2 separate regions of the Homo sapiens genome follow, and region 2 is linked to region 1. A link is an interaction called in ENCODE POLR2A ChIA-PET data of the cell type or tissue named here. Cell type or tissue: PC-9. All regions are shown on one strand. Links, peaks and the distances in the headings refer to the core of each region. The heading gives the core; the rest is flanking DNA.

Region 1 (5,049 bases), core at 578-4,577:
GTGTGAGAGTCTGAAGCACTCAGCTTTGGGCATATAGCGTCCACACATGCAAAAATACCCCCATGCATGTGTGCACACACACTCACATGGAAGTCTAGATGCAGATAGTGCTTGGTCTCCAGACTGTGCATTTTGGGATGATTTACTATACTTTGCTTTAAGTTGTAGATATTTTTTGAAAATTAATGAGATAGCCAGGTGCAGGGGCTCACGCCTATAATCTCAGTACTTCGGGAGGCTTAGGCGGGTGGATCATGAGGTCAAGAGATTGAGACCATCCTGGCCAACATGGTGAAATCCCGTCTCTACTAAAAATACAAAAATTAGCTGGGCATGGTGGCGTACGCCTGTAGTCCTAGCTACTCGGGTGGCTGAGGCAGAAGAATTGCTTGAACCTGGGAGGCAAAGGTTGCAGTAAGCCAAGATCATGCCACTGCACTCCAGCCTGGTGACAGAGTGAGACTCCATCTCAAAAAAAAAAAAAAAAATTAATGAGAAGATGACATTTTTTGAAATCAAATTTTAAATGCTTTTTAGTTCATTTAAAAGAATTAAAAGTATTAAAGAGGCTGGGGGTGGTGGCTCATGCCTGTAATCCCAGCACTTTGGGAGGCCGAGGCGGGCGGATCACGAGGTCAAGAGATGGAGACCATCCTGGCTAACACAGTGAAACCCCGTCTCTACTAAAAATACAAAAAAAATTATCCGGTCGTGGTGGTGGGTGCCTGTAGTCCTAGCTCCTCAGGAGACTGAGGCAGGAGAATGGCGTGAGCCCAGGAGGCGGAGCTTGCAGTGAGCTGAGATTGCGCCACTGCACTGCAGCCTGGGCGACAGGGCGACATTCTGTCTCAAAAAAAAAAAGTATTAAAGAATCTCAACAGGATGAGTAAGTTGAGGAAATCTGTTATACAAACATGGTGACTATAGTTAATAACAATGTATTGTATACTTACAAATTGCTAAGCCAGTAGTAGCATTAAAAAATGTTCTTACCACCAAAAAAAAAAAAGGTTAATTATGTGAGGTGATGATATATGTTTATTAGCTTGATTTAGTCATTTCGTAGTGTATGAATGTAGCAAAACATAATGTTGTACACCATTTTTATTAGTCAATTAGAAAAACATTGGGGTGGGGGGGTGCTGCTGAGCACAGTAGCTCACACCTTAATCCCAGCACCTTGGGAGTCTGAGACAGGAGGAGCACTTGAGTGCAGGAGTTCAAGACCAGCCTGGGCAACATAGTGAGTCCTAGTCTTTAAAAATAAAATTTTTGGCCAGGCATGGTGGCTGAATGCTTTTTAGCTCATTTAAAAGAATTAAAAGTATTAAAGAGGCTGGGCGTGGTGGTTCATGCCTGTAATCCCAGCACTTTGGGAGGCCGAGGCAGGCGGATCACCTCAGTCGGGAGTTCGATACCAGCCTGGCCAACATGGTGAAACCCCATCTCTACTAAAAATTAGCCAGGCGTGGTGGCTTGTTCCTGTAATCCCAGCTACTTGCGAGGCTGAGGCAGAAGAATTGCTTGAACCTGGGAGACGGAGGTTGCAATGAGCTGAGATCGCCAGCCTGGGTGACAGAGCAAGACTCCGTCTTAAAAAATAAAAATAAAAATGTTTTAAAGAATCTAATAGCAAATGGGGTTTTTTTAATGTAGAACTATTCATATGCAAATGATTGCCTTCTTATTAATTAGGTTAGAGATAGTTTTCAGGAACTCTTTGAGAACCTAATGAATAAATGAAGGTTAGGTTTATTTTACAGCATGAAATGCAAAATGTGAAAGTTGAAGGAGACGTATTTGCTTAGTTTAAAAGAAATATTTTATATCCAGAAATAGATTTGCCTCTGGAAAATTGAACTCCCCATCCCTAAATGTATTTGAACAAAGGTAGAATGAGCATCTGCTAGGGATCTTGTAATAAAAAGGTTGCCATGTTACTCCCACACTTCCTGACAATCACTGAACACTTCATGTGATCATATCTGATTGAAGCCAGCCATAGCAAGGGTTGCGTCTCCTGAGGGAAGATGGGCTAGTTAGCCTTTATGGTCCTTTTAGATCAGTCAGTTTGAATGCTGATGACAAGGTCTTCTCCAAGGGCTATTATATCAAGTAATTTTAACCCTTGTCTTCCCGACTTTTCCAGATTTTGGTTCAGATTTATTCTATATTTTCATTATTCTCTGCATATCTATTCATTGTACAGTATTCTTTGAATTTACTCTTTCTAATGATTCATTTTTGACAGGTGGATTTAACAGACGTTTCTAAGTTTCATAGTGATTATCAGAGGTTAATCTACGTTTATTACTACTGATTAGATGAAACAATGAGTAATAAATGACTCACGTAATGAATACACATCTCCCCAAAGTCAAAGGGAATAAACGTGAAGCACCCTTTAGTTTGTTTTTTCCTCTGTTCTTTTGCAAGGTTATAGTTAACCTACTGATATGTTACAAAATCATCATATTCATCAAATTAACATGATGTTCTGTAGCCTGAATATTAAAAAATAGATAAAATCATGTATAATAAGACTTTGATAAAACTTAATAGATATTGCAATAAAGAACAGTTCTTCATAACTTCTTTTTATGTTACAAACCTATATTTTAATTTGTAGGTAAGAAGGTGTTTTACCCTGTGGTGTTCAGTCTTTACAATCCTGCCATTGTTTATGCCAACCAGGAAGTGCCACCACCTGTGGAGCAGCAGCTGGTGAGACTTTCACATTTTCAGTTATGAAAGACTCTAAAGATCTTTTCTAGATGTTTGTTGTGTAAGTAGAAAACAAAGTTTCAATAAAAAACTGTATTTCCATGAGCAAAGTGTTAAAGAAAAACTATAGTTATTGTAAGCACATTTCCATAGTTCCTCTTTATACCCCCAATAAGATGCTTTTCACATTTATTGCTTCAGAATTAAGTGTAGGGGGAGCAGAGTTTAGGTCATAAAGGAAAACCTCATGTCCCAGAATGTGGAAATTGTACAGTCATTTCTACCAGCTTATTTTTACTAATACTAAAAATTTGATTTTAAAAACCCTACTAACTAGAAATTAAATCTACTCTGCTAAATAAGAGGGAATAGTATACTCTGGTAAATTACCTGGAAAGTCATAGAATATAAATGCCATATATCAAAACTTACAGTTATTGCCAAAGCTAATTTTATGTAAGTTTTTTAAAATTTTTAAATAAACATTATTTTATAATAATTTAGATTTAGAGAAGTTGCAAAGATAGTACAAAGAGTTCCATACTTCACCCAGTTTCCTCTAATGCTAACATCTTATGTAACCATGGTACATTTGTCAAAGTGAAGAAATTAATATTGGTAAGTTACTGCTAAGTACACTAGGATTACACCAGTTTTTCTACTAATGTCCTTTTTCTGTTTCAGAATCGAGTCGAGAATACCAAATTGCTTTTAACATAATCTTTTATTATTAATACTAAGAAAAAGTAGAAATGATTAAGAAGTCACTTTAAGATGTTTAAAAAAATGAAAAATAACTTCAAGGAAAGTAATAAAGGCAGAAGTTAATAAAACAAAAATAGATTGAGAAATATAGAAGCTTATGTTTATGTACAAAAAATTTAATCATAAAGTAGACAGATTTCAGGTAAAAAGGAAAACATTGGAAATTAGAATATGAAAACATTGAGATAAATCAATTTTATAGGGTAAGTTTTCTAAATTATAAATAAATGAAAGATTTGAGAATTTATAAAATATGAACACAGGCTAAGTTCATGTTAGTATTTTATGAATAAAAGAGGTGCAAGTGGGCCGGGCATGGTGGCTCACGCCTGTAATCCCAGCACTTTGGGAGGTCAAGACGGGTGGATCACAAGGTCAGGAGTTCGAGACCAGCATGGCCAATATGGTGAAACCCCGTCTGTATTAAAAATAAAAAAATTAGCCAGGCGTGGTGGCACGAGCCTGTAGTCCCACCTACTCAGGAGGCTGAGGCAAAAGAATCACTTGAACCTGGGAGGCGGAGGTTGCAATGAGCCAATATCACGCCACTGCACTCCAGCCTGGGTGACAGAGTGAGACTCCATCTCAAAAAAACAAAACAAAAAAAAGGTGGAAGCTCTGAAGAAATTAAGAGCCATTTAAAAAACAGTTATCAAAAAGTTACCCTGTAGGTATATAAATACAATGTTTTAATTTATAAGCTTTTCCAGACTCTCAAAGAGCAGGTAATATTAGCACCATATGATGTACTTAACATATTTTATGAGGCCACCATTATCTTCATATCAACACTTGGCATAGTACACACAGACACACACACACACACACACACACACACACACACACGCCTCTACCTTATCTATAGGCCAGTATTATGAATATAAATACAAATAGGTTCAAAATGGCAAACTGAGCACCCACGTCTGCCATATCTGACGGTGAATTATTCTGAAGAAAAGGGTACATTAGTACTGGAAAATGAGAGAAGGTGTTAGCAGCCGTAAGTCTTGAGAACTTTCTGTAAGACGATAGCAGTTAGCGTAAGATTTCTGGAGGAGAGAACAGACTAGAATGTGTTCAAGAGAACAGTGAGTGAAGATGGGGCTGCTTTGCATCCTCTGAGCTCATAGCAGACAGAATGGAGGGAGCCTGGAATAAACATGCTTCTCTAGGTGTGCTGAGAAGCAGGCATCACAGGGATTGACCCTCAGTCTAAGGCAGTGCATGTGGTCCCTGGAGCTGGAGAGGCTGGTCGGGGTGGCTAGGGAGCCCCTAGACTACAAAAGTGAACTACTGTTAGCGCATTCCCCCTGAGACCCTGTTCTAATCTCCTTGACTGTGACTGGAGATAGGCCATTGTAATCAAAGCTAACAGCCATGGACTTCTGAACAATACTTGAAACAAAAGTGAGTAGCAATTAACCAAGACTAACCAAACATTTGAGGAAAAACAATACTATGAAAGAGGCACCAAGTGTTAATACACAGAAAAATTAACACATGAGTATATGAATACAGATAGAAAGTAATTTTAAAATATATCTTTGAGGAGATTAGAGA
Region 2 (5,049 bases), core at 421-4,420, 190 kb after region 1:
AATGGTTGGTATTTTATATTAGCTACTGCTGTGGAGACAACAAATACATGTGGAGCTCTGATTGCATTTGAATCTAGGTTTCAGGTGGCCACAAATTCAATAATTTCTTTAACTTATTTAACAGACAAGCCTCTACAAACTACTGACATTCATGGTCACATTCTATGCCAACAAACACAGAACCAAGACCTTTCCAAATCGTAGTGTCGTGGGATTCTTTCAACTTTAACATTCAGTGCCAGTAAAAACATTCTTTTATTCTACTCCTACCAAGTAAATAAGTGATTCCCCTTATCAGATGCTTAATCTCATCATAACTAACTTATTTTTATAAAGATTTAGATAAAGGAGTTCAGTGGAGAGACATTTATTGGAATGAACCACTGGTTTGAGATAAGAAACCCTTTTCATAAATTATGCCTTAATCTAAAATCTGGGTAAGTATTTTACTTCATTGGCTCAGTTTAACTGGAGGAAATAGCAAAGAGAAATTTATGACTATGGCTTATAAATATTTAAAACCTGTTTCTTCAGAAACAGTGATCAAGGATTACTGAGAAAAAAAAAAAGAAAACCTGTTTCTCTCACTGACTGACTCTGACCTCTGAGAAAGCTGTCTCTCTGCCCCAGCACTCTGCCTCACAGCCTGCTTTATGAATCTTCACTACACCCGTCAGTCAACACTGGGAAGATAACACATCTATTTCTTCCTCCCACTCTAAGCCCACTGTGATATCATCCATTGGAGGCAGGAGCTCTGCGCTGTCCCTTTGCAGCCCCTGGAACTGCAGTGAGCTGTGTGTATTGAGTCAATCCATAAATACCAAGTAATTATATAAATAAAAATTATAGGAGACCCTTGTTTTGGACTAAGCTCCTGCTAGGATCAGCTTAGTCCTAAACAAGGGTCTCCTGGGTGGATCACCTGAGTTCGAGACCAGCCTGACCAACATGGAGAAACCGTTTCTACTAAAAATACAAAAAGAATTAGCCAGGCGTGGTGGCACATGCCTGTAATCCCAGCTACTCAGGAGGCTGAGGCAGGAGAATCGCTTGAACCCGGGAGGCAGAGGTTGCACTCCAGCCTGGGCAACAAAAGCAAAACTTGAAACTCTGCCTCAAAAAAAAAAAAAGAAAAAGAAAAAGAAACAAACAAAAAAAAAACACAGGGGTCTCCTATAATTTTTATCTAACATAACTTTCAAAGCATTTTCATTCTAATACAATTACTCCAAAACAGAGTCACCTCTGGCCTTCCATCAGGAGAGAGATAACAGTCCAACTTCCCAAACAGGCCAGCTTCAGTGGCATGATAATGAAGTTCCCTCTGCCTTTAATCCTTACAACAAAAAGGGACCCGAGGTTAGTCAATCAGTTCTTTTTTCTATTGTTCTGTCTCATTCTTGCCTTAGGAGGAAAGCAACCTTAAAACGACCAATTCACTTTTTCTTTTTTGTTTCTGCTTTCTTTAGCCATTTTGGTCTATAAAACCAACCTCCTCTGCTCAGTTCCCTGGAACATTTATTCCATTTTATGAAAGGAAGTGTTGCCTTATTTGAGAATCACAAAGCCAACTAAGAATTTTTAAATGGGCCAGGCACAGTGGCTCACTCCTGTAATCCCAGCACTTTGGGAGACCAAGGCGGGTGGATCACCTGAGGTCGGGAGTTCAAGGCCAGCCTGACAAATATGGAGAAATCCCGTCTTTACTAAAAATACAAAATTAGCCAGGCGTGGTGGCACATGCCTGTCATCCCAGCTACTCAGGAGGCTGAGGCAGGAGAATAGCTTAAACCCAGGAGGCGGAGGTTGCAGTGAGCCGAGATCACATCACTGCACTCCAGCCTCAGCAACAAGAGCGAAACTCCTTCTCAAAAAAAAAAAAAAAAAAAAAAAAAGGAGCCAGGCACAGTGGCTGATGCCTGTAATCCCAGCACTTTGGGAGGCTGAGGCAGGTGGCCCAGTCTCCACTAAAAATACCAAAATTAACCGGGCATAGTCACACACAAACCCTGTTGGCTAGGCTGGTCTTGCACTCCTGACCTCAAGTAATCTGGGCCAACACTGTAACTGCCCAAGGGGTTCACCTTGCCCACTGCGTAGACAGAGCCAATTCATCAAGACAAGGAACTGCAATAGAGAAAAAGTAATTCATGCAAAGCCAGCTGTGTGGGTGGCTGGAGTTTTATCATTACTCAAATCAGTCTCCCTGAGCATTCGGGGATCAGAGTTTTTAAGGATAACTTGGTGGGTAGAGGGGGAGCCAGTGAGCCAGGAGTGCTGATTGGTCAGAGATGAAATCATAGGGAGTAGAAGCTGTCTTCTAGCACTGAGTCAGTTCCTGGGTGTGGAACACAATGTCAGACAAGCCAGTTTATTGATCTGGGTGGTGCCAGCTGATCCACAAGTGCAGGTCTGTAAAATATCTCAAGCACTGATCTTAGCAGCAGTTTAGGGAGGGTCAGAATCTTGTAGCCTCCAGCTGCATGACTCCTAAACCATTATTTCTAATTCTGTGGCTAATGTTAGCCTAGTCCCCAGGCAAGAAGGAAGTCTGCTTTGAGAAAGGGCTGTTACCATCTTTGTTTAAACTATAAACGGCAAGCAATCCTGGCGAGGTGGCTCACCTCCCAGCACTTTAGGGGGCAGGTGGATTACCTGAGGTCATGAGTTTGAGACCAGCCTGACCAACATGGTGAAACCCCCGTCTCTACTAAAAATACAAAAAAATTAGCTGGGTGTGGTGGTGGGCGCCTGTAATCCCATCTACTCCGGAAGTTAAGGCAGGAGAATCCCTTGAGCCCAGGAGGCAGAGGTTGTGGTGAGCTGAGATCTCACCTAGGTCCTGCCACTGAACTCCAGCCTGGGCAAAAGAACGAAACTTCATCTCAATAAATAAATAAATAAACAAACAAACTACAAACTAAGTTTTTCCCAAAGTTAGTTCAGCCCACATCCAGGAATGAACAAAGGCAGCTTGGCAGTTAGAAGCAAGAAGTAGTCGGTTAAGTTAGATCTCTTTCACTGTCTCAGTCATAATTTTGCCTAGGCAGTTTCAACATGGTGAAACCCCATCTCTACTAAAAATGCAAAAATTAGGCTGGGCACAGTGGCTTACACCTGTAATCCCAGCACTTTGGGAGGCCGAGGACCAAAGTGGATCACCTGAGGTCAGGAGTTCAAGACCAGCCTGGCCAACATGGTGAGACCCCCTCTCTACTAAAAATACAAATTAGCCTGGCATGATGGCAGGCGCCAGTAATCCCAGCTACTCGGGAGGCTGAGGTGGGAGAACTGATTGAACCCAGGAGGTGGAGGTTGCAGTGAGTCGAGATCGCACCATTGCACTCCAGCCTGGGCGACTAAGCAAAACTCCATCTCAAAAAAAAATTAGCTGGCTGGGTGCGGTGGCTCATGCCTGTAATCCCAGCACTCTGGGAGGCTGAGGCGGGCGGATCACGAGATCAGGACATCAAGACCATCCAGGCTAACACAGTGAAACCCAACACAAAAACAAAATCAGCCGGGCGTGGTGGTAGGTGCCTGTAGTCCCAGCTACTCAGGAGGCTGAGGCAGGAGAATGGCGTGAACCTGGGAGGCGGAGGTTGCAGTGAGCCGAGATTGTGCCACTGCACTCCAGCCTGGGCGACAGAGCGAGACTCCGTCTCAAAAAAAAAAAAAAAAAAAAAAATTAGCTGGGCGTGGTGGTACATACCTGTAGTCCCAGCTACTCAGGAGACTAAGGTGGGAGGATGAGTTCCAAAGGCAGAAGTTGCAGTGAGCTGAGACTGCACCACTGTACTCCAGCCTGGGTGACAGAGTGAGATTCTGTATTAAAAAAAGAAAATGGGGCCAGGTGCGGTGGCTCATGCCTGTAATTCCAGCATTTTGGGAGGCCGAGGCAGGAGATCCACCTGAGGTCAGGAGTTCGAGACCAGCCTGACCAACATGGAGAAACCCCATCTCTACTAAAAATACACAATTAGCCGGGCATGGTGGCTCACGCCTGTAATCTCAGCACTTTGGGAGGCCGAGACGGGTGGATCACGAGGTCAGGAGATCGAGACCATGGTGAAACCCCGTCTCTCCTAAAAATACAAAAACTTAGCCGGGCACAGTGGCGGGCGCCTGTAGTCCCAGCTACTCGGGAGGCTGAGGCAGGAGAATCGCTTGAACCGGGAGGCGGAGGTTGTGGTTGCGGTGAGCCGAGATAACGCCCTTGCACTCCAGCCTGGGCAACTGAGCAAAACTCCGTCTCAAAAAAGAAAAAAAGAAAGAAAATGGGCCCACCGCAGTGGTTCATGCCTGTAATCCCAGCACTTTGGGAGGCTAAGGCTGGCCGAGCACTTGAGGTCAGGAGTTCAAGACCAGCAGCCTGGCCAACACAGTGAAACCCCATCTCTACTAAAAATACAAAAATTAGCCAGGCGTGGTGGTGGACTCCTGTAATTCCAAGATAAGGGAGGCTGAGGCAGGATAATCACTTGAACCTAGGAAGAAGAGTTTACACTGAACTGAGATCGTGCCACTGTACTCCAGCCTGGGCAACACAGCAAGACTCTGTTTCAAAAAAAAAAAAATAATGCTTGGGACCAGAGATATTTCTGATTGTGGAATTTTTTGGATTTTGGAATATTTGCATATACATAATGAGATATCTTGGGAATGGGACCCACGTCTAAATAATTTATGTTTCATATATACCTTATACACATAGCCTGAAGATGATTTTATATATTTCTTTTTTTTTTTTTTTTTTTTTGAGACGGAGACTCCTTCTGTCGCCCAGGAGGAGTGCAGTGGCGCAATCTCGGCTTACTGCAAGCTCCACCTCCCGGGTTCACGCTGATCTCCTGCTTCAGCCTCCCGAGTAGCTGGGACTACAGGGGCCCACCACCATGCCCGGCTAATTTTGTTTTTGCATTTTTAGTAGAGACGGGGTTTCACCGTGTTAGCTAGGATGGTCTCGATTTCCTGACCTCGTGATCTGCCCTCCTCGGCCTCCCAAAGTGCTGGGATTATAGGTGTGAGCCACCGCATCCAGCAGAT

Evidence for each region. ChIA-PET counts read pairs that join two places held together with the same protein. Peaks named below come from ENCODE experiments on the same cell type or tissue, not always from the same donor. Only the 100,000 strongest peaks of a DNase experiment are listed, where the experiment ranks them.
Region 2: POLR2A ChIA-PET joins it to region 1 with 7 read pairs; 2 of 35 experiments call an interaction of 5 or more read pairs at or near these places.

Annotation. Positions count from the first base shown.
Region 1 is chr10:43,164,375-43,169,423 of GRCh38, forward strand. It overlaps CSGALNACT2 (chondroitin sulfate N-acetylgalactosaminyltransferase 2), which reads left to right. Exons shown (of 8, transcript NM_018590.5): 6 at 2,630-2,724. Among named protein-coding and RNA genes, the nearest start is that of CSGALNACT2, 28 kb to the left of the region's middle. In PC-9, for the core only: no CTCF peak of the experiment used is centred there; DNase peaks (open chromatin) are centred at 2,387 and 2,697.
Region 2 is chr10:43,353,762-43,358,810 of GRCh38, forward strand. No RefSeq gene overlaps it. Among named protein-coding and RNA genes, the nearest start is that of FXYD4, 15 kb to the right of the region's middle. RefSeq lists an enhancer at 1,782-2,489. In PC-9, for the core only: a CTCF peak has its summit at 2,178; DNase peaks (open chromatin) are centred at 460 and 2,390; H3K27ac peaks cover 2,858 bases.